3 separate regions of the Homo sapiens genome follow, and all the other regions are linked to region 2. A link is a loop called in an ENCODE intact Hi-C map of the cell type or tissue named here. Cell type or tissue: dorsolateral prefrontal cortex. All regions are shown on one strand.

The links. A loop is a pair of places that touch in the nucleus more often than their neighbours do. Peaks named below come from ENCODE experiments on the same cell type or tissue, not always from the same donor. Only the 100,000 strongest peaks of a DNase experiment are listed, where the experiment ranks them.
Region 1: it touches region 2 in a loop (2.3-fold over the local background); 24 of 110 quality-filtered maps call a loop at or near these places.
Region 3: it touches region 2 in a loop (6-fold over the local background); 68 of 110 quality-filtered maps call a loop at or near these places.

What each region holds. Positions count from the first base shown.
Region 1 is chr1:230,694,332-230,702,331 of GRCh38, forward strand. No RefSeq gene overlaps it. Among named protein-coding and RNA genes, the nearest start is that of AGT, 16 kb to the right of the region's middle. In dorsolateral prefrontal cortex, no CTCF peak of the experiment used is centred here; a DNase peak (open chromatin) is centred at 7,262; H3K27ac peaks cover 2,507 bases.
Region 2 is chr1:230,768,634-230,776,633 of GRCh38, forward strand. It overlaps CAPN9 (calpain 9), which reads left to right. Exons shown (of 20, transcript NM_006615.3): 6 at 547-630; 7 at 3,381-3,466; 8 at 5,921-5,998. CAPN9-AS1 (CAPN9 antisense RNA 1) reads right to left here. Exons shown (of 2, transcript XR_001738518.2): 2 at 7,448-8,000. Among named protein-coding and RNA genes, the nearest start is that of CAPN9-AS1, 23 kb to the right of the region's middle. In dorsolateral prefrontal cortex, CTCF peaks have their summits at 4,704 (motif pointing left) and 4,906; DNase peaks (open chromatin) are centred at 4,608 and 5,003; H3K4me3 peaks cover 735 bases; H3K27ac peaks cover 977 bases.
Region 3 is chr1:230,628,353-230,636,352 of GRCh38, forward strand. No RefSeq gene overlaps it. Among named protein-coding and RNA genes, the nearest start is that of COG2, 10 kb to the right of the region's middle. In dorsolateral prefrontal cortex, a CTCF peak has its summit at 4,112 (motif pointing right); a DNase peak (open chromatin) is centred at 4,088; H3K27ac peaks cover 1,429 bases.

The DNA.
Region 1 (8,000 bases), 74 kb before region 2:
CTGTGGCTTGGGCCCTCCCAGCCTGATGAGGAGCTGGAAGCAGCTATGTTGAGTCCTTAGTCTTGCATTCCCGTGCATCTCAGTCCCTTCTTTGTTCAAAGGTTAGCCCTGGGGAGAGGAAGTAAATGGTAGGGAATGAGAGCAGGTCCTGTAGTTAGCAGGCTTGAGTTTTTTAGCACAGACCGGGATGAGGAGGGCTAGAGAAGTCAGAGGAAACCCCAGTGGTGAAAGCACCAAGAGCCAGGTGTGTGTGGAGCCCCAGGGGCTTCCACGCAGCCCCCAGCCTGCCACAAAGAGGGGCTTGCACTTTCTGTTTGCAGGTAACAGACACTGGACAGTGGCGCCCTGTGTAGAGAGCATCTGCTTTGGGCTTAGGACTGGAGGCCCTGCCCCTGGAGGGGGAAGTGTCCAGTTCTGGAGTTCACTGTTGGGAAATTTGGTCAGTGACAGAACCATGGGAGAGAGACAGAGAAGGGATTTCTTCTCAGGGCTTGACCTCCCTGGTGTGGGAGCCGGCTCACCTGGCAGGGCTGTGGTAGGGTGGGGTACCATCAGCAGGGGGCCAGCGGAAGGAAAGACGGGCGTGCAGTGGGGGAGAGAGAATGAACTGGAACCCGTGGGGATAAATGGAGCCCGCATCTGGCTCTTGCTGCCTCCTGGTCTCCCCATTTCAGTGATGGGGTGATGTGCAGAGGAAGCTGCACATGCACTTGGCCCAGCATTCAGGGAAGCTGAAGGAAGAGACCCAGCAGGAGCTGGAGGAGTTGCATGCCTGCCTCCCGCCCCAAGCCAGCAGGAGAGCCTGCAGCTCTGAGTCAATATGCAAGAGCTGCAGTGGAGCCTGGGCTGCAGCAGCCTGCTGCATATCAGCATGCAGCCACCCCACCCCACCTCCTGCAGCTGTTTCCTGTGACCAAGGCCAACCTCAAACCATCCCAGGAAGGGAGTCGTGGGGAACACAGGTCCAGCCTCGCTAAGCCGATCCAGTGCAAAGCTACCTCAGTAGCCACATGGAGGTAAACTACTTCCTCCACTCCAGCCTTCATCAATAGACCCCAAATGTTTGTCCCCATCTCCCTGAGTGCTCTGCCCTTCTCATTTATTTTAGAACATAGGAGGAGAGGGTTATGACTTAACAGCCCATCCAACTCCAGCATTATTATTCTCATTTTACAGATGAGGAAACGGACAGCTTAGGTCATCAAGATAACTAATAAGTAGGGTTGAAACCCAAGCAAGATAATTCCAGAGCCTGGTTTACTAATTGTTACATAATTCTTCATCCCTAAAATCAGCACTACAACAAAGTTGACAGTCAAGAATTGGAACGCAAGTTGTTGATTTCTTTGACCCTGTCAAGCCCCAGGCTGGCCCTGGACTCAGCACACTGCCTTTCTCAGTGACAGCCCTGATGCCATAACACCTATTTCTAAGAAACACGCCTGTAATCCCAGCACTTTGGGAGGCCGAGGTGGGCGGATCACCTGAGGTCAGGAGTTCGAGACCAGCCTGGCCAACGTGGTGGAACCCCGTCTCTACTAAAAATAAAAAATTAGCTGGTCATGGCAGCACGTGCCTGTAGTCCCAGCTACTCAGGAGGCTGAGGCGGGAGAATCACTTGAACCTGGGAGGCAGAGGTTGCAGTGAGCCAAGATCATGCCACTGCACCCTACCCTGGGCAACAGTGTGAGACTCCGTCTCAAAGAAAAAAAGAAAAAGGAAAGAGACAAGAATCTTTAAGTAAAGTGAAAGGCTTCAGAGCCTTTGTCCATGGTTCCCCCAGAACATCTCTCCTTTCTTTGGTATGTGTTTTATTTGCTTTGCTTTGGAGAAATTACTATTGAATAAAGCTTAAAGATGAAATAATACTTACATACTGTAAACCTGTCATTAGTTTCAATTTTTCTAATATACAGACTCAAAAGTGGGTGTCAGCCACAGGAGAAGTTTTTTTTGTTCTACTATAATGCTGCTGGGGAGGCCATGAGTAGGTCATTCGGGGACTCAGGCTGACTGGAAGTCAGCCATCTCCATCCTATGGCTTCCAAGTTCACCCTGGAGGAACCTCCTGCATTCATTTCTAGGGCTGCCGTAACAAATTACCACAAGTGTGGTAGCTGGAAACAACAGAAGTGCATTCTCTCACAGTTTTGAAAAGTCTAAACTCATGGCGTCAGCCGGGCCGTGCTCCCCCTGAAGGCTCTAGGGGAGATTCCTCGCCTCCTCCAGCGTCCTGTGGCTGGAGGTGTTCCTTGGCTACGGCAGCATCACCCCAGTCTCTGCCTCCGTCTTCACGTGGCCTTCTCCCTTTCTGACTGATAGAGATACTGTCATCAGATTCAGGACTCACCTGGTTAATCCAGGATGATCGCATCTTGAGATTCCTTGCTTAATTGCATCTGCAAGGACCCTTTTCCAAATGTGTTCACATTCACAGGCTCCAGGGGATGGGATGTGGACATATCTTTTTGAAGGCCACCATTCAGCCCACTCCCCCTCCACTGCAACCTACCAGAAAGGGAGAAGAGTGTGATGGGGGCGCCCAGGGTGTGGCTCTGGCCCCAGTTTGGGTGAGCACAAAATCCTTCCCCCTCACTCCAGTGTGTGGCGCTCAGGCACGTGGGGCCTGGAACTGTAGTTTTAGCTGTGTGTCCAGGAAGGAGAGAAAGAAAAAAAGGATTTGGAACTTCTGTAGATGAACTCCCCAATCTCTCATCTGGGGTCTTTTTTGGTAATTCCTCGCAGCTCCCTAGAACTGCTATATGGAGTTGCCCATATGAGAACCGCACAGTCACCAAGCTGTGCTGCCATGGCTTAATGATCCTAGTGATGGAATAAAAGCAGGGTCACTCAGGAACTCTGTAGTGCAGGAGGTAAGGGCTGATTTTCCTTTGCGGGGCCCTTTTGAAACAACCATGAAGCTCTCTGGTACTGGGGTCTAGATGTCACTCTAACAGCAGCAACAGCACTGGTGGTGCAGTAATTGGAGCCAGCATGGCTGAGTCATTGACAACGTGGACACCTCCATGGTGTGTTCATGTCTCAGAACTCAAAAGCAGTGATCAACTGCAGATGCTGAACTGTTAGATTCTTAAGCAAGATCTGTTAGGGGTCCCCGTTTGAAGGCAGTGTTATTTTCTCTGTTCATGGCATCTGAATAGATCTGGTGGATCTCTCCCTCCCTATCAGCAGCCAGGCAGTCCAGTCCGTTCGAGCAGTTGGTGAAAAGCAGGGCTTTGCCAGTTGGCAATCCTCCTCTCTGTGTAAGACCTCAGCCTCAGCGCCCTAAAGGAAACGCTGTCTGTCTTTTGAGATGTGCAGACATTCTTGGTGCTGCCCGTGAGTCTCAGTTTTTACCCTGAAAATATCCTGCTACTTTTGATCAGCCACTAAGCTTCGTGTTGGATGGCTGTGAACATCTGTAAATTGTTGAGTGAAGGAAGTGTTACCTTCATTTGATTGCGAAAGTTTCTCCATTTTCCACTCAACCCTCAGCTGGTTTTCATGTGGAGACTGAATTTCAGAACAATCAGCATTCTCATTTCTCCTTAGCTCTCACTAATCTTGAACTAAAATGTATTATTGGCCGGGTGCGGTGTGGCTCACACCTGTAATCCCAGCACTTTGGGAGGCCAAGGTGAGCGGATCACCTCAGGTCAGGAGTTTTGAGACCAGCCTGGCCAATATGGCGAAACCCTGTCTCTACTAAAAATACAAAAATTAGCTGGGCATGGTGGCGGGCACTTGTATTCCCAGCTACTTGGGAGGCTGAGGCAGGAGGATTGCTTGAATGCGGTAGGTGGAGATTGCGGTGAGCAGAGATCGCACCATTGCGCTCTAGCCTGGACAACAGAGCGAAATTCAGAGTGGCATTCTGACTGTTTAAATCTCTTGTGTAATCCAGCTTGATGGCATGTTGGGACCTGATTGACCCTCCCATCCTGAACAACTGAAAATCGATACTGTGTGAAACAGCGCTGCTCAGTGTCGGATGCCGGCAGTGCAGGGTCCTAGAGAGAAGGGGCAGGTGGGGGTCCTGCGATGGCCCAGCGTCTAGCATGGAGGGTCTCTGGATGCACAGGAGCATCCAGAGCCCAGCCCATTCCCTGAGAGGAGGCGGTGTGGAGTTTGGGGACACTGAAGAGGCTGGAACTGGGGGTGCAGAGTAACGGAGAGGAGACAGGTCTGTGGAGCGTCGCTTTGCTTTTGGAGCTGGGTATTGACCAGCCCGCCTGTGTAAAGAGGTTGTCAAGGCCAAGGAAAGAATCCCCAGAAAGGAGCAGGTAGAAAAAAGCCCCAGAGCAAAACGGGCCTGGGAAAAGTGTGTCCAGAGTGGAAAGACGTGGAGGGTGGGGGTATGGCCCCTGCGGTGGAGCCAAATTAACCCGATGTAAAGGGCTGCTCTGAAGCCACCTCACAAAACATAGAATCAAGCCTCGAAGGATGACACTCACTCCACGTAACTTTCTGTTTTTCATTTTAGCTGCAGGGTGTACATATGCAGGTTTGTTACATGAATATATTGTGTGATGCTGAGATTTGGGCTTCAGTGGAACTCGTCACCCAAATAGTGAACATAGTAGCGAGTAGATAATTTTCCAACCCTTGACCTTCTCTTTTCCTCCCCTTTTTAGAGTCTCCAGTGTCTGTTGTTCCTATATTTATGGCCCAATGTGTACCTAGTGTTTAGCTCCCCCTTATAAGTGAGAACATGTGGTGTTTGGTTTTCTGTTCCTGCATTAATTTGTTTAGGGTAATGGCCTCTGGCTGTATGTATGTTGCTGCAAATGACATGATTTCATTCTTTGTTATAGCTGCATAGTATTCCATGGTGTATATCTACATTTTCTGTATCCAGTCCACCACTGATAGACACCTAGGTTGATTCCATGTCTTTGCTATTGTGAATAGTGCTGTGGTAAACATATGAGTGCATGTGTCTTTTTGGTAGAATGGTTTATTTTCCTCTGGGTGTATATGCAGTAATGGGATTGCTGGGTCAATGGTAATGCTGTTTTTTTGTTCTTTGAGAAATCTCCAAACTGCTTTATACAGGGGCTGAACTAATTTACAATCCCAGCAACAGTGTGTGTGTTTCCTTTTCTCCTCAGCCTCACCAGCATCTTTTGTTCCTTTGATTTTTTAATAGCAGGCATTCTGACTGGTGTGAGATGGTATCTCACTGTGGTTTTGATTTTCATCTCTCTGATCATTAGTGATGTTGAACATTTTTTCAAATTTGTTGGCCGCTTGTGTGTCTTCTTTTGAGAGGTGTCTGTTCATGTCCTTTGCCCACTTTTTAATGGGGTTGTTTTTACTTGTTGATTTGTTTAAGTTCCTTATGGATTCTAGATCCTAGACCTTTGTTGGATGCATAGTTACTAATATTTTCTCCCATTCTTTAGTTCATCTGTTTCCTCTGTTGGTAGTTTCTTTTGCTGTGCAGAAGCTCTTTAGTTTACTTAGTGCCAGTTTTCAATTTTTGTTTCTGTTGTGTTGGCTTTTGAGGACTTAGTCATAAACTCCTCTCCTGGCTCCAGCTAACTTAACAGAAGAATGAGGTTACTCAAGTTCAGGGGTGTGGGCCCTGAGACCCTTACTCTCTTGAAGGGATAGAGTCACTGACATGTTTGTGGGTCTATCAGAGTCACTCAGAACATCTCTGATCATTGAGCAACTTTAAAAATTGTGTGGGGTAAACATGTCCACACAAAAACCCACACATGGGTGTCTGTAGCAGCTTAATTCGCAATTGCCACAACTTGGAAACAAGCAAGATGTCCTTCAGTAGGTGAATAAATAAACTGTGACACATCCAGACAGTGGCATAGTATTTAGCAATAAAAAAGAAATGAGCGATCATGAAAAGACATGGAGGAAACTTAAATGCACATTACTAAGTGAAAGAGGCTAATCTGGAAAGGCCACATACTGAATGATTCCACTATATGACATCCTGGGTGGGAAAGGCAAAACTATGGAGAAGATGGGAATAGGATCGGTGGTTACCAGTGGTTAGGAGGGAAGGAGGGGTGAATAGGAGGGACACAGAGGATTTTCAGGTCAGTGAAACTCCTGAAAATTGTCTAAACCCATAGAATGTACAACACCAAGAGCCAACCCTAATGTAAACTATGGACGTTGAGTAATAATGATGTGTCAATGTAGGTTCGTGGGTTGTAAGAAATGGACCACTCTGGGTGGGGGATGTCAATAATGGGGGAGACTGGAAGGTAGTAGGGGGTATATGAGAAATTGCTGTATCTTCCTCTCAGTTTTGGTGTGGGCTTAAAACTGCTCTAAAAAACTAAAGTCTGCTAGAAAAAAAAATCACACGGGATGGTATTCAAATTCACCATCCACTATTCAAAACCTTCAGTCCATGTTTCAGTAGTTGAAGTTTTTCAGATTTTAGGAAGGTAAAGTGGCCCATATAGTGTATATCCCATAACACCCCCAGGGGCTTCTGCAACAGCACCTTATAATCACATGTACATCTTCGTGTGGCAAATTTAGGAATATTCACACTATCAACTTTTTCTTCTGAGGATCTTAAACAGCCTGACGTCTGTCCCCATCAGGTTTTACTGCCAAGTGAGTAATAAAAATCTTTCCATTTTTCAAACTCACTAATTTCCTCAGAGGCTGTTCAAAGCATCCCCTGACCATGGTCTCATGCCCAGCCGAAATCTCAGATTGACAGTGATTTTAGTTGGTGAGTAATTGCCTTGTCTAGGAGATAGGCACTTGCAACTCCAGGAAGACTTAGAATTTAGTGAAAAAATGTTTCAGAGAAACTGACCTGTGGAATTAATTTTGTGTGTGTGTGTGTGTGTGTGTGTGTGTGTGTGTGTGTTAAGTAACTTGTAGAATGTTCGTATTTTGTATCCTTGTAATAGCTGAGAGATCTATCCTGACCTAACTTCCCATTTATAAGTGCACAGAAAACAGCGGGAGAACAGCGCTGGTTGGCAACTTTATACTCCTAGCGACTTCCAGAAGCCGAAGCCGCCTCTAAGTAGAAGAAATTGGTTTGTCGACTGCCTGCTGCCTTTTAAAATAAAGTCACAAACTTAAATGCTTTGTTTCCAGCACGTGGCTGCGCTGTCTCAGGTCTCTACGAGCAACTTCCAAGCCTGGACCTCCTGTAAAACTGCAGATTCTGACTCTGTAGGTCCAGGAGGGGCGTGAGAAGCCACATTCTAACAAGCTCCCAGGGCAGCTGCCGCCACTGCCGGTCTAAGCGCCACACTGAATAGCGAGACCTTAAGGCACTTCTGGTCTCTGTGCTTCCAGTTCTTCCGAGAAACTTGGCATCTTGCAGCCGTTTCGGAGAGTCCATGTGTGCCAGCTCTACCCGCTTTGAGAGCAGAACAAGCCAGGAAGCTCTGAGAGTGGGACTGGAAGGTAACTGAATAAAACCGGTGACGGGGAGTTACGACGAAGCAACTAAGGGCACTGCTGTTGCCGACAGAATCCCTCACCTTGACATCGAGCTAGGGAGATGTGTTCAAAACCAGGGGAAGACTCTCAGGAACATGAGGGGAGAAGCCGAGATTTGTAATCCCCGTGGCTGACTTCACTTTAGTTCTGATCAATAGCTAACACATTGCGCGGCTTATTTATTTCAATATGTATGGAAGGGAGGAAGATCGAATGCCTTACACAAGTAGGTAGGACAGCATCACCATTGCTATCAGCCGACGGCCGTGGGCCTACTGGGTGCCTACCGCTTCCTTGGCTCTCCCCAAGATTCCGAACTGTGGGCCTAATCCCATCGAGGAGGAGCAGGCAGAGGCACTCAACAGATGGGGGAAAATTGCAAATATTTATTTGTGAAGATTTATTTCTCTACCTTCCACTCCCGGGGCACAATACCAGCAGCAGTCTGGCCCTGTGTCACCAGGACGGAAGAAGTCCCATCTGCCTGGTTCCTTTCCCAGGTGCCACATGGGGTATGGGGCCTTCCCTGTCACCCTCTTCCCGCCCCCTGTCCATCA
Region 2 (8,000 bases):
CACACACTTATAATTTTATCTCATCTTTTTAAAACTTTTTGTTGTTTTTTATGGACTGCTATGACACTATGTATTTTTTTTAATCAATTCTAGTTTTCTGTTTCCTCTTAGATTAGCCTTGGGGTCTGTTTTTTGCTAATGAATTAGCCAGTTCCTCTGCACTTTCAGGTTTGTGACGCAGAGCTGTGTGTCCTGTTGTTATATTCTTCTTTTCGTCTCTGGGATGTATGTGATTGTGTCTTCTCTCTCACACTATACTACATGAAGGTGACAAGTTGTTCTGTTTGGGGACAAAATAGTGAACTGTTCTTTGGAGTCCACACTGGAAGCGAGCGCCTCCCCATCCTGGGAAGAGACTGGAACTTGCTTCATGTCACTGCTAAACATCCTAGGGGAGCCCCGTGCATAGCCCACGCACATGGCCTGCACCTGGGGCAGCAGAAGGGGCTGGAGGTTGTGACCGGGCCAGGCATGTAGCTGGGTCTGATCCAGCAGGGGAGGCTTGACTTAGACGGTGGGTGTGACTCTGCTCTTTCCATGTTTTAGACCAGAAGTGCTGCAGAATCTGAGGCCCGGACGCCGTTTGGTCTTATTAAGGGTCATGCCTACAGTGTAACGGGAATTGACCAGGTAGGCGACTTGAACTCCAACTGCAGGCTATGGGGAGACATGTGACAATGCTAATCCCTTAGGCATTTATTCAGTGCATTGCAGTTTAAATGTCTGCCTTTCAGGCATTTCAGAGATTATGTCACCTAAAGAGGCAGGCTGGAATTCAAAACGGCAAGCCAGGAAAGAGAGAAACCATGTGATTCCACCGCAGCACAAAACTCGTTTAGCAGCTGTAAGCGCCTGGTCTTTGTTTATTTTTAATTTCCTTTCTTTCCCAATTCTCCTTCAGTCCTGTGTTAGTCAGGATTCTTCAGAGAAATAGAATCACTAGGGAACCAAATATATATACATACAATTAAACACACACACACCTATCTATCTATCTATCTATCTATCTATCTATCTATCTATCTATCTATCTATCTATCTATCTATCTACATCACACAGTTGACCCTTGAGCAACACAGGCTTGAACTTATATGGGGATTTTCTTCCATCTCTACCACCCCTGAGACAGCAAGACCAACTCCTCCTCCTCCTTCTCAGCCTACTCAACATGAAGATAATAAGGATGAAGACCTTTACAATGACCCAGTTCCACTTAATAAATAGTAAATGTATTTCCTCTTCCCTATGATTTTCTTGATAACATTTCTTTTCTCTGGCTTATTTATTGTAAGAATACAGTATATAATATAAATAATTATAAAACATGTTAATTGGTTCTTTACGTTATCGATAAGACTTCTGGTCAATGGTAGGCTATTCGGAGTTCAGCTTTAGGGAATACAAGATTTTTTGACAATGCAGGAGGGTTGGCACCCCAACCCCTGACATTGTTCCAGGATCACCTGTAATACGATTTATTGTAAGGCATTGGCTCATGCAATTGTGAAGAGTAAGAAGTCCCACGATCTGCTCTCTGCAAACTGGAGGCCCAAGAAAGCCAGTGGTGTAGTTCTGGTCTGAGTCTGAAAGGAAGGCCTAGCCACCAGGAACACCAATGGTAAAAGTCCCAGTCTGAGGGCAGGAGAGACGGATGTCCCAGCTCAGGCACCCAGGAAGAGAGAGTGAATTCCCCCTTCCTCTGCCTTTTTGTTCTGGTCAGGTCTTCACAGATGAGATGAGGCCCACCTACACTGGGGAGGGCAATCTGTTTTACTCAATCAACTTAAATTTCATGTCACCCAGAAGCACCCTTGCAGACACAACCAGAATAACCTTAAAGCAAATATCTGGGCACCCCATGGCCCAGTCAAGTTGACACATAAAATTAATCACCACGAGTCCCATTCTTGTAGCTGTAGCCCAGGGTGGAACTGATCCTGGGGGACACCCAGACTCCACACAGCACCACCCTGACTTCAAGGGAGCTGTTGGTTAGGAGGAGAGATCCTTGAGGGGCACAAGGGGAAGAGAAAGAAAGAATTGAATGAAAGAGGAGGACAAGAAGCCAAAGGTATCACTCTGCCAGACTCAAGCTCAGCAAAGCCCAGCAGCCTGCCTTGCCCACTCCATGCCTCCCTGGACCAGTCTCAAGCCCAGTACTTAGAAGGTGCAGATGCACCTGGTCTTCTGTAGCCACCCACCTTTTGAGTGACATCCTCTGAATGCGTGGGGAGTAAAGAACACTGAAGGGAGACCCTGCCCTTCCTCCTCACTGGAGCCAAGGTGTGAGACGCCGTTGGACTCTTTGGGATTCTTTAGAATGTTAGCTATTTGTGTTGGCTCCTTTGTCCTCCTTCACCATCCATAGATGACTTGCAGATTGCTCACTCAAGCAGGCATGTGATGTTTCTAGGTTAGATCTTCTACGTATTCCACGTAACAACAGAAACCTCTCATCATCTTGGTTTGCTTGATTTTGCTTCCTCTCCCCCCTACAAGGAACTCACCTGCCCTGAACCTTTCAAATTAAATGAGCCCCTTTAATGGTGAGCCACAAGCCACATCTTGGACTCCGAAGAGTTGATGTTACTTGAATTTTTACACATCCAAAATATAATTTATGCCAAATGCATGAGGATAAAACATTCTGACTGCTACAGTTTCTGGTTAGTTGATAACTAGAAGTCTTTTACTTTCACCCTCTCTCCTCTAAAACCCTTCTCAAATGCATTGGCCCTTGTCCCTGCTCCCAGGCAGAGCCTGAGGGCACACAGGCTCAAGGGTGATTGAGGTGAACAGCAGGAATCCTCACAGACACCTGAAATAAGGAGAATATTGGGTCTAGAAGACGTAAAAGCTGTTTTTGTTTATTGTTGTGTTTAAATCCCCAACATGTGCTTATTTTCTTATCATTCATCTGTGCATGGGATGCTAGGATGAAGAAAGTTCAGTAATAGTTCCATGAGCACCTTTGAGGACTACTCTTTACCATTCACTCTGCTAGATGCTGAAGATGCCTAAGACTTGGCTCCTGCCTCTAGGGAGATCCAAGTCTAGAGAGAAACCCATTTTTAGATTCATATGGACTAATTTCTTGTTAATTGCAATTCTACTTTACTTCCCAGATGTGGCATAAGCATTTTGGTGCTTAATATAATATCATTGGCAATAGTAGCAATTATTCAATAGGAATTAGAAGGTTCCAAGGGCTGGTTAAGAACTGGCGAACTTCTACATACCTTCAGCAGCATTTTAGGCAAGAGACTTTCAACAGAACCAGTTCTGGATGGAGCTGGTCCACCTGGAGCTCATAGATGAATGTGGCCAAACCTCCACCATATTTATCATTTCACACTTCCCTCATGCTTTTCCCTTCTAGGTAAGCTTCCGAGGCCAGAGAATCGAGCTCATCCGAATCCGGAACCCTTGGGGCCAGGTTGAGTGGAACGGGTCGTGGAGCGACAGGTCAGTCACCCTATCCTGCCTCTCTGGCTGGTTCCCGGGGCGTGTGGGGCCAGAGCTGGCTTGTGCAGACATGTGAAGGAGTGGCCTGTCTACTATCCTCCCGGGCTCTGACTCAGGATCCTGTCCCGATTCTGAGGTGCCCCTTCTTCCTCCCCTTTCAGCCCTCAGGCCCACCTTGCATCAAGGTTGATTCTCAAGAAAGACTTTTACAACAGCACTCTAACTTTCACGAATTGTATTTATGTCAATACATAAATGTGTTACCTCCCATGGTGATGTTTATAACCCAGTGATATGGTGAAAAGCTTTATCTGTAGTTGTGAGTAACTCCAGTAAGCAGTGTGCATATGCATAAGTGCGTGTGTGTTTGTGTGTGTGTGTGTATTTGGAGTGTCGGAATCCCTGAAATATTACCTAGCATGTAACTATAGGATTCTCTCTGATGGTCACTGACCATGGCAGAGGCCCAATAGCCCAGCAGAGAAATAGAAGTGAGGCTGAGCATGGTGGCTCATGCCTATAATTCCAACACGTCAGCAAGCCGAGGTGGGAGGATCACTTGAGTATGAGAGATTGAGGCTGCAGGGAGCTATGATTGCACCACTGCATTCCAGCCTGGGCAACAGAGCATGTTGACCCCATCTCTTTTTTTTTTTTTTTTTTAAAGGAAAAAAAATAGAGGACATGGAATTGGAATTTTATCTATTACAGAGCTGTTAACCAGAGTTTTGGCCCCCAGTTATCAAGAAAGGTCTGCCTTTTCTGTGTGTGTCCCCACAGCTCCTCCAGCTCTGGTCCCTTGGGAAGTGGACCAGGTGACTAAGAACCAGGGATGTTTGTGTGGGTGCGTGGCAGGGCCTGCCTGAAGCTGTTGCTCGTCCGCTGCTTGTTGGGCTCCTGAAGCCCTTTCCTGCCACATCCATGGCCCCTGAGCTTCTGGGGAAATCTGAAGCTAGTCTAGAACTTGGTTAAAACTGAGCCAGTGTTTGTCTTCAGTCCAGACACAGCTACCAGGTCGCCAGACATGGTGCAGCCGCTGCTGTATTAGCCAGACCCCAGCGTGAGGGCAGGGCACACAGGCCTGTGCTTTCCAGGCTGTCATTGTCCCCATGGAGGCTCTCGTCCCACCATCCTCTGCTCTGGCCTTGGCTGCCGCCTTCTGAGAACCAAGAAGCATTGGCAGAGATGAGCTGAGATGGGTTGAGGAGGAAAGAGATTGGCCTCCCTCTCCTGGCAGAAATGGAAAGCACAGAGAACTACTGAAACCAAAATTAGTGAGACTGCGTCACGTTGTAAGATGTGCAGTGCCCCTCAACTTTGAGATCGTAGCCTATAAAGGGAAAATGGGCCATTGTCTCCCATTTTCTGGGACTCACAGAGGTAGAAATCAAGAAAGTGACTGAGAGCCAAGGCTGGAATAAAATTTGTCTTCCACTCATGCAGCCTCCATGGGTGATGGGAGGGGCAGGCGCCATCCCGACTCCCTGACTTCGCTGTGCTGCTGGTGACATGTGAGTAGGGTTGAAGGCACCGCATGGCCAGCCTGTCAGGCCAATTATCTGGGTGTGAGCCACTTAGGATAATGGCTCCAAAAGAAAATAATGGCTGCCAGTTCCACTCTTCTGACCCTGGCCCGAGCACCTGGAGACAGGTCCCGGCTGATCCTCCCCTTGGATCACCTGAGCACTCCCCTGAGGTTGAGTTGAGATCACAGGATGAGAGGGAGCTGCCACGTTGGCTGTAGCACCGCAACAGTGGTGACCTACTTTGAACTATTTGGAGGCGGCTGTGGGAGTCACAGAAAATGCAATGAACTTGGAGTCACAAATCCTGAGTTTGGAGAGTGACAGGCAGCCATTCCTACCCCTACTCTTCCCTGAGAGTGTTTCCATGGGCCTACCTGAGCCCTCTTATCTGCAGGACGGGCACACCTAGCTCACAGAACCCCACCTGGCTTGCCAGCGAGGTCACATACAAAAGGTGCCGGGTACAGACAACATCAAGCATGGGCAGGTGTAAGGCATTATCACCTTTCCAAGTGTCAGCTTGTCCATTAAGGAAGGGCCAAGTACTGCTCCAGGTCACATGGCAAGTTGGAGGCCAAGCACGAAAGTCAGCAGACTTGTGGCTTCCAGCCGGGCTCTTCTGCTACCCCACGGGCATGCAATGCCTTGTGACTATCCCAAGATAATCTTCCATGTCGGTGGTTCAGATCATCCTCAGGGGTATTTTATCCATCAGCAACACTTGGAGATGTACTTTCTGACCAGCCCTCTTATTTGGGGGCCAGTGGCTCACCTGCCGCTACATCCCTGGGTGCATTTTTGGGACCCAGTGAGTAGTTACTAAGCAGGTCTTATTTCCTCCATAACCGCACACTGTGGGTTCCACATCAAGGCCATTGTTGCTCTTCATCATGACCTCTGCCTGAACACCAATTTTGTTTACTCCTAGTTCTCCGGAGTGGCGTTCTGTTGGTCCAGCTGAGCAGAAGCGTCTGTGTCACACTGCTCTGGATGATGGGGAATTCTGGTACCGTGCTTGTTCCTGTGTTAACTGCAGATACGAGCAAGTCCCATGGCCCTGGGGCGTAAGGAGCACTGTGCTTCTCTCTCGCTTTCCTTTTTCTTTCTTTCTTTCTTTTTTTTTTTTTTTTTTTGAGACGGAGTTTTGTTCTTATTGCCCAGGCTGGAGTGCAGTGGTGCGATCTCGTCTCACTGCAACCTCTGCCTCCCAGGTTCAAGTGATACTCCTGCCTCAGCCTCCCAAGCAGCTGAGAGTACAGGCATGCGCCACCACGCCCGACTCATTTTGTATCTTTAGTAGAGATGGGGTTTCACCGTGTTGGCCAGGCTAGTCTCGAACCCCTGACCTCAGAGAAACCACCCACCTTGGCCTCCCAAAGTGCTGGAATTACAGGTATGAGCCACCACGCCCAGCCTTCTCTCTCCATTTTTGGCAAATCAAATTCATCTGTCTCAGACTCCTCATATACACCCAGATTAGAGGGAAATTTAATCTCCCTCCTGTCTTGGTGGGGGCTCACCCCAGCTCTCGGTTTGTTGAAGAGTCTTCAGGGGGTTCCTGCAATCCAATAGAGGAAGAGCCTCTGGTCTCTAGCCTGACACACCTCCTTGGCACTCTTTGTCATCCAGGTTTACACAGTGAATTTGAAGACAGGCAGCCCTACTGCTCACAGGATCCATTCCCTCCACACCCATCTTGATGAGAGGTACCTTTGAAGGCAGCTGCCCTGAGAGCATCTAAAGATATCGACCTACGTAGGAAGTAAACATTTCTACTCTGGACTTTCCCTTGGCCTGAATCTCTTTGTTTAATTGAACATTTGTATTGGGCCTTCATCTCTAGAATCTTTTTCAGTCTTATTTCTTCCTGTTTGGGTTCTAGAAGTTGGCCCTTCTAACCCTGTGAGACCACAAATTTCTGGTTTCTGGCTCTATTCCCTTTCATGTGCTCCAACCAATCAAGTCTTGCCTGAGCTCATCTCTTTCTTGTAACAGCTTTTAAAATACAACAGCAGGGCACGGTGGCTCACGCCTGTAATCCCAGCACTTTGGGAGGCCAAGGCGGGTGGATCACGAGGTCAGGAGATTGAAACCATCCTGGCTAACACAGTGAAACCCCACCCCTGCTAAAAATACAAAAAATTAGCCAGGGGTGGTGGTGAGTGCCTATAGTCCCAGCTACTTGGGAGGCTGAGGCAGGAGAATGGCGTGAACCCAGGAGGTGGAGCTTGCAGTGAGCCGAGATTGCATCACTGCACTCTAGCCTGGACAACAGAGTGATACTCCATCTCAAAAAAAAAAAAAAAAAATACTACAACCCAAAACCATGACTATTCCAGCCTTTTTCATTCTTTTCCCATAGAACACAGCCTCAGTAGTGATTTGTTCTGCCTTCTGTATTTTTATAGTTGTCTTAGTCTATTTGGGTGGCTATAAAAAAATACCATAGACTGAGTGGCTTACAAAGAACAGGAATTTATTTCTCACAGTTCTAGATACCAGGAAGTCCAAGAAGATGACACAGGCAGTACCTATATCTGTGGAGGGCCCTGTTTCTGATTTATAGATGGATCCTTCTCACTCTGTCCTCACATGGTAGAAAGAGGGCAAGGCAGCTCTCTGGGGCCTCTTTTATAATGGCACTAACCCCATCCATGAGGGCTCCACCCTCACAACCTAGTCACCTCCCAAAGGCCCCACCTCCTGACACTACTACTTCGAGGGTTAGGATTCAACATATGAATTTAGGGGAGACCACAAACATTCAGTCCATAACAACATGCAACAGATTTACCCAATGTTTTGCCACTGCATAACATAGATAACCATTTTCCAGCTCGAACAGTTCCATGATCCCTCTTGCTCAACTGCTAACATATTTTAGAATTTCGTTGTGGCAGTTCTGTAATTCAAGGCACCAATGACTCAAGGTAACACTAGCTGCAGTAGTGAATAGACCCCAAATATATAAAGGCTCAAACACAGTAAAGTTTTTTCCTCACTCATTA
Region 3 (8,000 bases), 140 kb before region 2:
CGAGAACAATTTTATTCAATAGTCTGCACAAAGATAAATTAATCATGGCTGCATAAGTTAATGTAGTGGTATTCTTTAAAGTGTCAAAATTCAGTGTATAATACACCTAAGAGTATTGTTTGCATCATTTTAGCAGAAAGAAAATGAATAAATATTTTATAGGCATTTAAATGAAAACTACATGTGCAGTCTCAAAAACTATGGAATAAAAATGAGGTCACATATCCATTAAATCGAAATTAAATGGCTTAAATATTTTGTTTAATTGTGTTGTTTTTACTAGAGACAGGGTCTGTCGCACAGGCTGGAGTGCAGGGTGCAGGGTTGTGATTATGGCTCACTGTAATCTCAACCTCCTGGGCTCAAGCAATCCTCCCATCTCAGCCTCCCGAGTAGCTGGGACTACGGGCACATGCCACCATGCCTGCCTAAGTTTTTAAAATTTTTTGTAGAGACAAGTCTCTGTATGTTGCCCAAGCTGGTCTCAAACTCATGAGCTGAAGCAATCCTCCTGCCTCAGCCTCCCAAAGTGTTGAGGTTACGTGGGTGAGTGAGCCCCCACTCCCAGCAAAATGATTTCAAATTCTTACCCACTTCCCCAGATGTAGTTTGAAGGTCAAAGATTGCTGGGCTGTTGGTTAAGATATCCTTGCCGGTACTGCTGCCATTGTAACCACAGCAGTGTGCAAGGGGTATTCTGGAATCATAAAAAAGAGATGCCTAAACCTGATTTAGGAGAAGATGCTGAAAAAATGCTAGGAAAGATTGTATTAACCCTGCCACTTATTTTCTGTATTCTGTTGCTTTTATATCTGCGGCCTTGCTGACCCTGGAGGGACTGCCCCTCCAGGACTGTTTAATTCCTAGAGATATTAAATGACTTGCCACAGAGTGTGCCTTTCATATGAAAACCAACCAATCCAGAGCCCACACCCCACAACCCCCTTTCTTATTGGGCTCCCATATGTAGGGCCACTATTCTCCTATCCTAATCACCTCATGGCCAGGTGCAAGACAATTACAGATGACCTCTGTGCCCCAGAGCCTGTTGAAATTATTCAGACTAGACCATCCTAGAGCTGCTTCCCTGTCTCACCCATTCCTTCCCACAAAACCACCACAAAAGCTCTCTCCCTGGATCTCCTGACCAACCCTGGTGCTTCCCCATGTGGCCCTTTGTGATATGGTATGCCCCCTCCTCTTGGGAACTGTAATAAATGATCTTTTCAAGGATAATTATCTCCTGATCTGCTGGCCTCATTATACTTGAATAATAATAAAATCCACATGTTAAAACAAAGACTTCCTGAAGGAGGTAATGTATGAGATAAGGTCTGAAGAATGTGGAAGTATCATCTTTGTATAATGAGGCAGCAAATGGTGTTTTAGGTACAGAGAACAGTATGTGCTGGAGATAAAAGAAGGCAGAAGCCACCCAAGAATTCAAGTAGCTGACTGTGGCTGGAGCACAGAAAGTGAGGAAGATGTGGGTTAAGGTGGAGTTGAAGAGGTTGGCAGGCACCAGATCTGGAAGGTCTTTATGTGCCATGTTTAATAATCTGCAGAAAACATCAGCTACTGAGTTGTGCCTGACCACTATGCTTTCTCATCTTCCTTCTCCTGCAGACAGCCTGCTAATATCTGTGGGATATTTCTCCCACACTTTATGCTGTCTGGTTGGGGACATCTGATTGGTCCACCTGACCAAATTTGACGAATCAGAATGTTCCCTGGGATTGATATAGAAATGGTGGGAAAGATGCTGTTTTTCTACAGAAGTGACTGGCTTTGGTGGATGTGATTCCAGAGCTGGCAGTGGTGGTCTTCCCTGACACTTGGAAAGACGCTGACTAAAGAAGAAAGCACTCCAATGGAGACAAGTAGACATGAGACACTGACAGTGAGAAAAAAAATATTCCACTGATTTTAACTCCCGATTTCTTGATCCTGAAATTCTAGTGTTTCTGCTTTTCTTTGAATACTATGAACTACCACAGAATCCTTTTCTATGTGAACATGAGAATCCCTTTTTTAAAGTTTTGCTTTGTATTTTTTTCCCTTTTGTTCAATCCAGTTTGCTTTGAATTGCTGCCATTTGCAACTAATGGGTCTTAAAAAAATCCTTCACTAAGGAAATTTAGAGATCCTGAGGAATTTTAAGTAGGAGAAGGATGTAATGGGATATATATTTTAGAATGATCATTTTGGAGCTAATATGGAGAATGAATTGGTGTGGAGAGAGAAGGGAAGGAGACATCTGGCTGGAGGTGGGAAGAGACAAATTGGAAAGCTTTTGTAGTAATTCTGGCAGAATATGGTGAAGGCCCAAAACAGAAGGGAAAACTGGGCAGTTGGAAAAGATTAGATAGATACAGAGGCGGGATGATTAATGAGATTTTGGTAAAATCTGAAATCGTTAGGCTTCTAATACACTTATTTTAGGATTTAACATTATCATCTTTAGAAAATTGTCTCTAGTGGTGATGATACCATAATCTTTTCAGTGATTAAAGACAAAAATCTTAATCTGGCTTGGTTTGTAAATAATCAAATGGAGTTTAAGAGCAGTAAGCAGGGCACAGTGGCTCACACCTCTAATCCGAGCATTTTGGGAGGCCAAAGCAGGAGGATCACTTGAGGTCAGGAGTTCGAAACCAGCCTGGCCAACATGGTGAAATCCTGTCTCTACTAAAAATACAAAAATTAGCCGGGTGTGGTGGTGTGCACTTGTAATCCCAGCTACTCGGGGGGCTGAGGCAGGGGAATCACCTGAACCCGGGAGGTGGAGGTTACAGTGAGCCGAAATTGCGCCACTGCACTTCAGCCTGCGTGACAGAGCGAGACTTCATCTCAAAAAAAAAACCCAGTAGCAATAAAAAGCAATTCAAGGGTTTGGAAGGGTGGGTGAAGGGGAGTGATAGCATTCCTCTCGCATTTTAAGAATATCCTTTGACTGCTGTGTGGAGAATGGCTAGAATGAAGGCAAAAGTACAAACAAGGAAACTAGTCATTCTTCAATATTTATGGAACACCTACTATGTGCCAGGTACCATACTAGACCCCAGAGATGGAATAGTTAATAAGAAGGATACAGTTTTTGGCTCCATGGAGCTTCCATTTTAGTGGGGCAGTCAGACTATAAGCAGACAAATTATCTATCTATCTATGTATCTATCTATCTATCTATCTATCTATCTATCTATCTATCTACCTATCATCTCTATCATCTGTCTATCCAACCATCTACCTATATCTATCCATCTCTTTCATCTATCCATTTATATCTATCTAATGTGTCTTCTATCTGCCTACTTACCTATCTCTATCATCTATTTATCTATCTCTACCATCTACCCATCTATGCACCTATTCATCTACCTATCTATCTCTATCATCTGTGTATCCATCCGTCTACCCATCTATCATCTATCTATCTATTCATCTATATATCTGTTCATCTCTCTGTCTATCAGTCTATCTATCTTAGGAGTTGATAAGTTTTAGGAAAAAAGGTAAAGCAGGGTATGGGGCATGGCAGGTGGAGGTTTACAGGAGCAGGTTGCTATTTTATTAGGCTGTGTCAGGGAAGTTTATCTTATTTGAGCAAAGACCTGGAGAAAATAAAAGTGTGAGCAGCAGTAATATCTGCAGAAAAGCATTCCAAACAAAGTAAACAGCAAACTGAACATGGGAGCGTGCCTATTGTGTTTGAAGAAAGGCATGGGGATCAATAGGAATGGAGCAAGAGGGGAAATGGTAGGAGACAGGGAAGAGAGGTAGTGGGGTCCTGATCACGTAAGTCCTCAAAGGCCTTTGTTAGGATTGACCCTTACCTCTGTGACCAATGAGAAGCCATTGTATGGTTTCAAACAGAGAAGAGGCCTGCCTTGGCTTAGATTTGAAAAGAATCCCTCAGGCTGCTTTGTGGAGTATAGACTCGCAGGAGGATGAGCAAGGGTAGAGGCAAGGAGACAGTTCAGAGGCTACTTGCGTTCATCTAGATCAGGTTTCACAGCCTCTGCACCATTGACATTTAAGGCCAGATAATTCTTTGTTGTAGAGGCTGCCCTGTGTGTTGTATGATGTTTGGCAGCACTCCTGGCCTTTAACCACTAGATGCCAGTAGTGACCCTTCCCTCAGTAGTGCCACCAAAGATGTCTCCAGACATTGCCAAAACCCATGGGGAGAAGAGTGGACAAAACCTTCCCCAGGTGAGAACCACTGATCTAGATGACCGATGACAGTGGCATGCACTAGAGCAGTAGATGGGCAGGTGGGGAGAAGTGGTGAGATTCTGTATGTGTTTTGAAGGCAAAACACACAGAATTTGTTGATGCATTATGCGTGGATCCTGTGAACAAGATAAGGATTAGGAAGATTTTAAGATTTTTGGCCTGAGGCACTGGAACAATAAAGCTGCTGCTTACCAAGATGGGAAAGACTACAGGAGGAGCAAGTTAGAGGAAATCAGGAGTCTGGTTTTGGATGTGTTGAATTTGAGATGCCTGTTAAATCCACATGGAGGTGACAAGTAGGCAGTTGGATATACAAGTCAGGAGTTCAGGAATGAGGTCCAGGCTAGAGACAGAAATGTGACAGTCATTAGAACAGAGGTGTTACTTAAAGCCTTGAGGCTGGGAGAGCTTGTCTGTGCAGGGAGTAGAGATAGGGAAGGTGTGTTAGGCAGCATTTTAAGATGGCCATCTGATATCTGACCTATGTTATGTCCTTTGAAAGTAGACAGGACGTAGACTTGCTTCTAACTAGTAGAATATGGTGAGGTAAGGGGTTGTCCCTCCTACAAGTACACCATGTTACATAAGTCTGTTTTTTTGCTGACTGGAATCAGAGGCTTTCCTGCTGACTTTGAAGAAGCAAAGGGCTTCTTGACAACCACTGTGGAGAGGTCTCATGGCAGGGAACTGCAGGAGACCTCTAGGAGCAGAGGGCAGACTCCAACAGATAGCCAAAAAGAGGCTGGGGCCCTCAGACATATGGGTGCAAGAAAATGAATTCTGCCAAAAATCTAAATGAGTTTGGAAATAGATTCTTCCCCAGCTGAACCTGCAGATGAGAACATAGCCCAGTCATGCCTTCATTTTTGCCTTGAGGGAGATTCTGAGTTAAGCAAAAACAGGTCTGAGTTCAGGAGCACATTGGTGCTGAAAAGTTGAGGTCAGGACAAGCCAACAAAGACTGGCAGAAAACAAAGGCAGAGTCAGAAGCTAAGTGAATAAAATGAAACATTTTGAGAAAAACAGAGGGACTACTGTGTCAATTGGGACTGACAGGTTGAGTAATCTGAGGTCTGAGAATGACTTATGGGATTTGGCAAAGTGGTGATTATGAGTGACCTTGAAATGACCTTGAAAAACAGCTGTCTCCCTAGAGTAGCGGGACTGAAAGCCTGATGGCAGTAACTGAGGTTAAAACACACACACACAGACACACACACACACACGTCAGGATTTGGATTCATATGGGAACAGCAATCAAGTCTGCATTCTGTTTTGGAGGTAACATCAATAGGACTTGCTGACAGACGGGAATAGGGGAAGGGAGAAGTCATCCCAAAGGTGGAAGCCCTAGCCACTGGGTAGGAGGCAATGCCTTTTACTAAAATGGGAGAAAACCAGGAGAGGAACAGGTAGAGGAGGGAACCAGTTAAAGTTATGTTAAAAACCTGGTGTCTCTTAACATATCCCCACAGAGAAATTCCATAGGCAGTTGGATATGAGTCTGAGCTCAATAAACAGGTCAGGATTAGAACTTCAGAGCGTTCCATTTACAGAAAGTACTTAAACCAATGATACTGTCTAGAATCATTGAGAACAGTGGTTCTGAAACTGAGAGATGAGGGTACATAGGAGGTGGCGATCTTGCTTCCAGGGCACACTGGGCAATGTCTGGAGGCATTTTTTATTGTCACAATTCAGGCAGGGAGTGCTACTGGCAACTAGTGTGTAGAGGCCAGGGATACTGCCAAATATCCTACAATACACAACAAAGAATAATATAGCCCAAAATGTCAGTTGTGCCAAGGTTGACAAATCCTGGTCTAGAAAGCACGTTGCTATAGAAGGAGACTCAGAATCAAGCTCTGGGGAATCTGAAATGTGGAGGTCAGATAGGAAAGGGTAATCCTTAAGGGAGATTTAGGATATAGGTCCAGAATAGCAGGGAGAACACCTACGTGACTATGATAAACTAAGAAAAGAACAGGAAGTGAGAACCGGGAGACCCCGAGCACAGGTTGCTAGGAGTAGACGTCTTTGCTCACACACCTCCTGATAGAATTTATATACCATCTTGAACATTTTTAAGTTGACACCTGAAATAGTTCATCATAAGTCTATATTTTTTAAAATTATTTATAGGCTGAAAATATTTAGTATTTTAAAAATATAACATAGGAAAAGATTGACTTGATTGGAATAAAACTTGCCTGATACAATTTACTGTTTTTTAAATGCTAGCTTTCAGTTATTCTCTTTACTTAACCATACTGAATCTGAAAAACCCCTGTTAAAATGCTGATTTGTGTTTCTACCCCCATTGTATCTGGACACTTTTGGTAGTCCCTCAAACCAATTTAGTTTAATTTAAAAGAATCAATGTCACTAACCCAAAGGGATTCTGCTTTTCTGATTTCAGAGCATGCTAACAGTAACCCAAAGACTCTGTTTCTAATGATACCCTTTGCTCTTAACAAGAAAGAAAGGAAGTCCTAAGTGTTGATGTTTCTGTTAAAAAATTAAGGGAGACCAGTTTTTTGGGGCTGAGGTCCTGCGCTAGGCCTCAATGGACCAGACTAAACTAAAATGGAGTCACTCGTACTGACTGCCATTTAATCAAACTGAAACTTTAAGGAAGGAGATAGATCTCCAAACAGACCAGTTTTTTCCTGAAAACAGGAGATTCCAGTCCACTTGTGTCAGCATCATACGGACGTTTCCCCTGCTTTAACCCCTACAAGTCACCTCCTGAAGTAACCTGATGTTAACCAATCAGCTTCTTTTTTACTATTGTTCCGTTTCCTTGTTCTCACCTTACAAACCACCCCCGTTCTGCAATTTCCCAGTGGGACCTCTTGTTCTATTTTTTTTTTTTTTTTTTTTTTTGAGACTGAGTCTCACTCTGTCGCCCAGGCTGGAGCGCAGTGGCACAATCTCTGCTCACTGCAACCTCCGCCTCCCAGGTTCAAGTGGTTCTCCTGCCTCAGCCTCCCGAGTAGCTGGGATTACAGGTGCCCGCCACCACACCTGGCTAATTTTTGTATTTTTAGTAGAGACGGGGTTTCACCATGTTGGCCAGGCTGGTCATGAACTCCTGACCTCAGGTGATCCGCCCACCTTGGCCTCCCAAAGTGCTGGGATTATAGGCGTGAGCCACCGCATCTGGCCTTCTTGTTCTATTTTGTAGGATGGTGGCTGCCCTGATCCATGAATCATAAATAAAAGGAAGTTAGATTTATCACTAATGATATCTGATGCATTCTTGGGCATATCAGTTCTACTACAGAGTGTATATGGAAGGAGAAGACCTGGAAAGGGACTCTCTTATAATGATCTGTGCACAAGATTGTATAGAGAGTTTTCAGGTATCCCCAGGGGAATGGTAACCAAGTTGGGCAACCAGGGTATAAAGAAGTATTTTACAAGCTATACTGTGAATGACGGCAGGGCAGGAAACTCAGAGGTTGCTGACAGGAGTGGTCCATGAGAAAGTAGGCATTGAGGCCAGGCGCAGTGGCTCACGCCTGTAATCCCAGCACTTTGGGAGGCTGACAAGGGTGGATCACTTGAGGCCAGGAGTTGAAAACCAGCCTGGTCAATATGGTGAAACCCATCTCTACTAAAAATACAAAAATTAGTTGGGCATGGTGGCGCATGCCTGTAATCTCAGCTACTCGGGAGGCTGAGGGAGGAGAATTGCTTGAATGGGTACCCGGGAGGTGGAGGCTGCAGTGAGCAGAGATCCTGCCACTGCACTCCAGCCT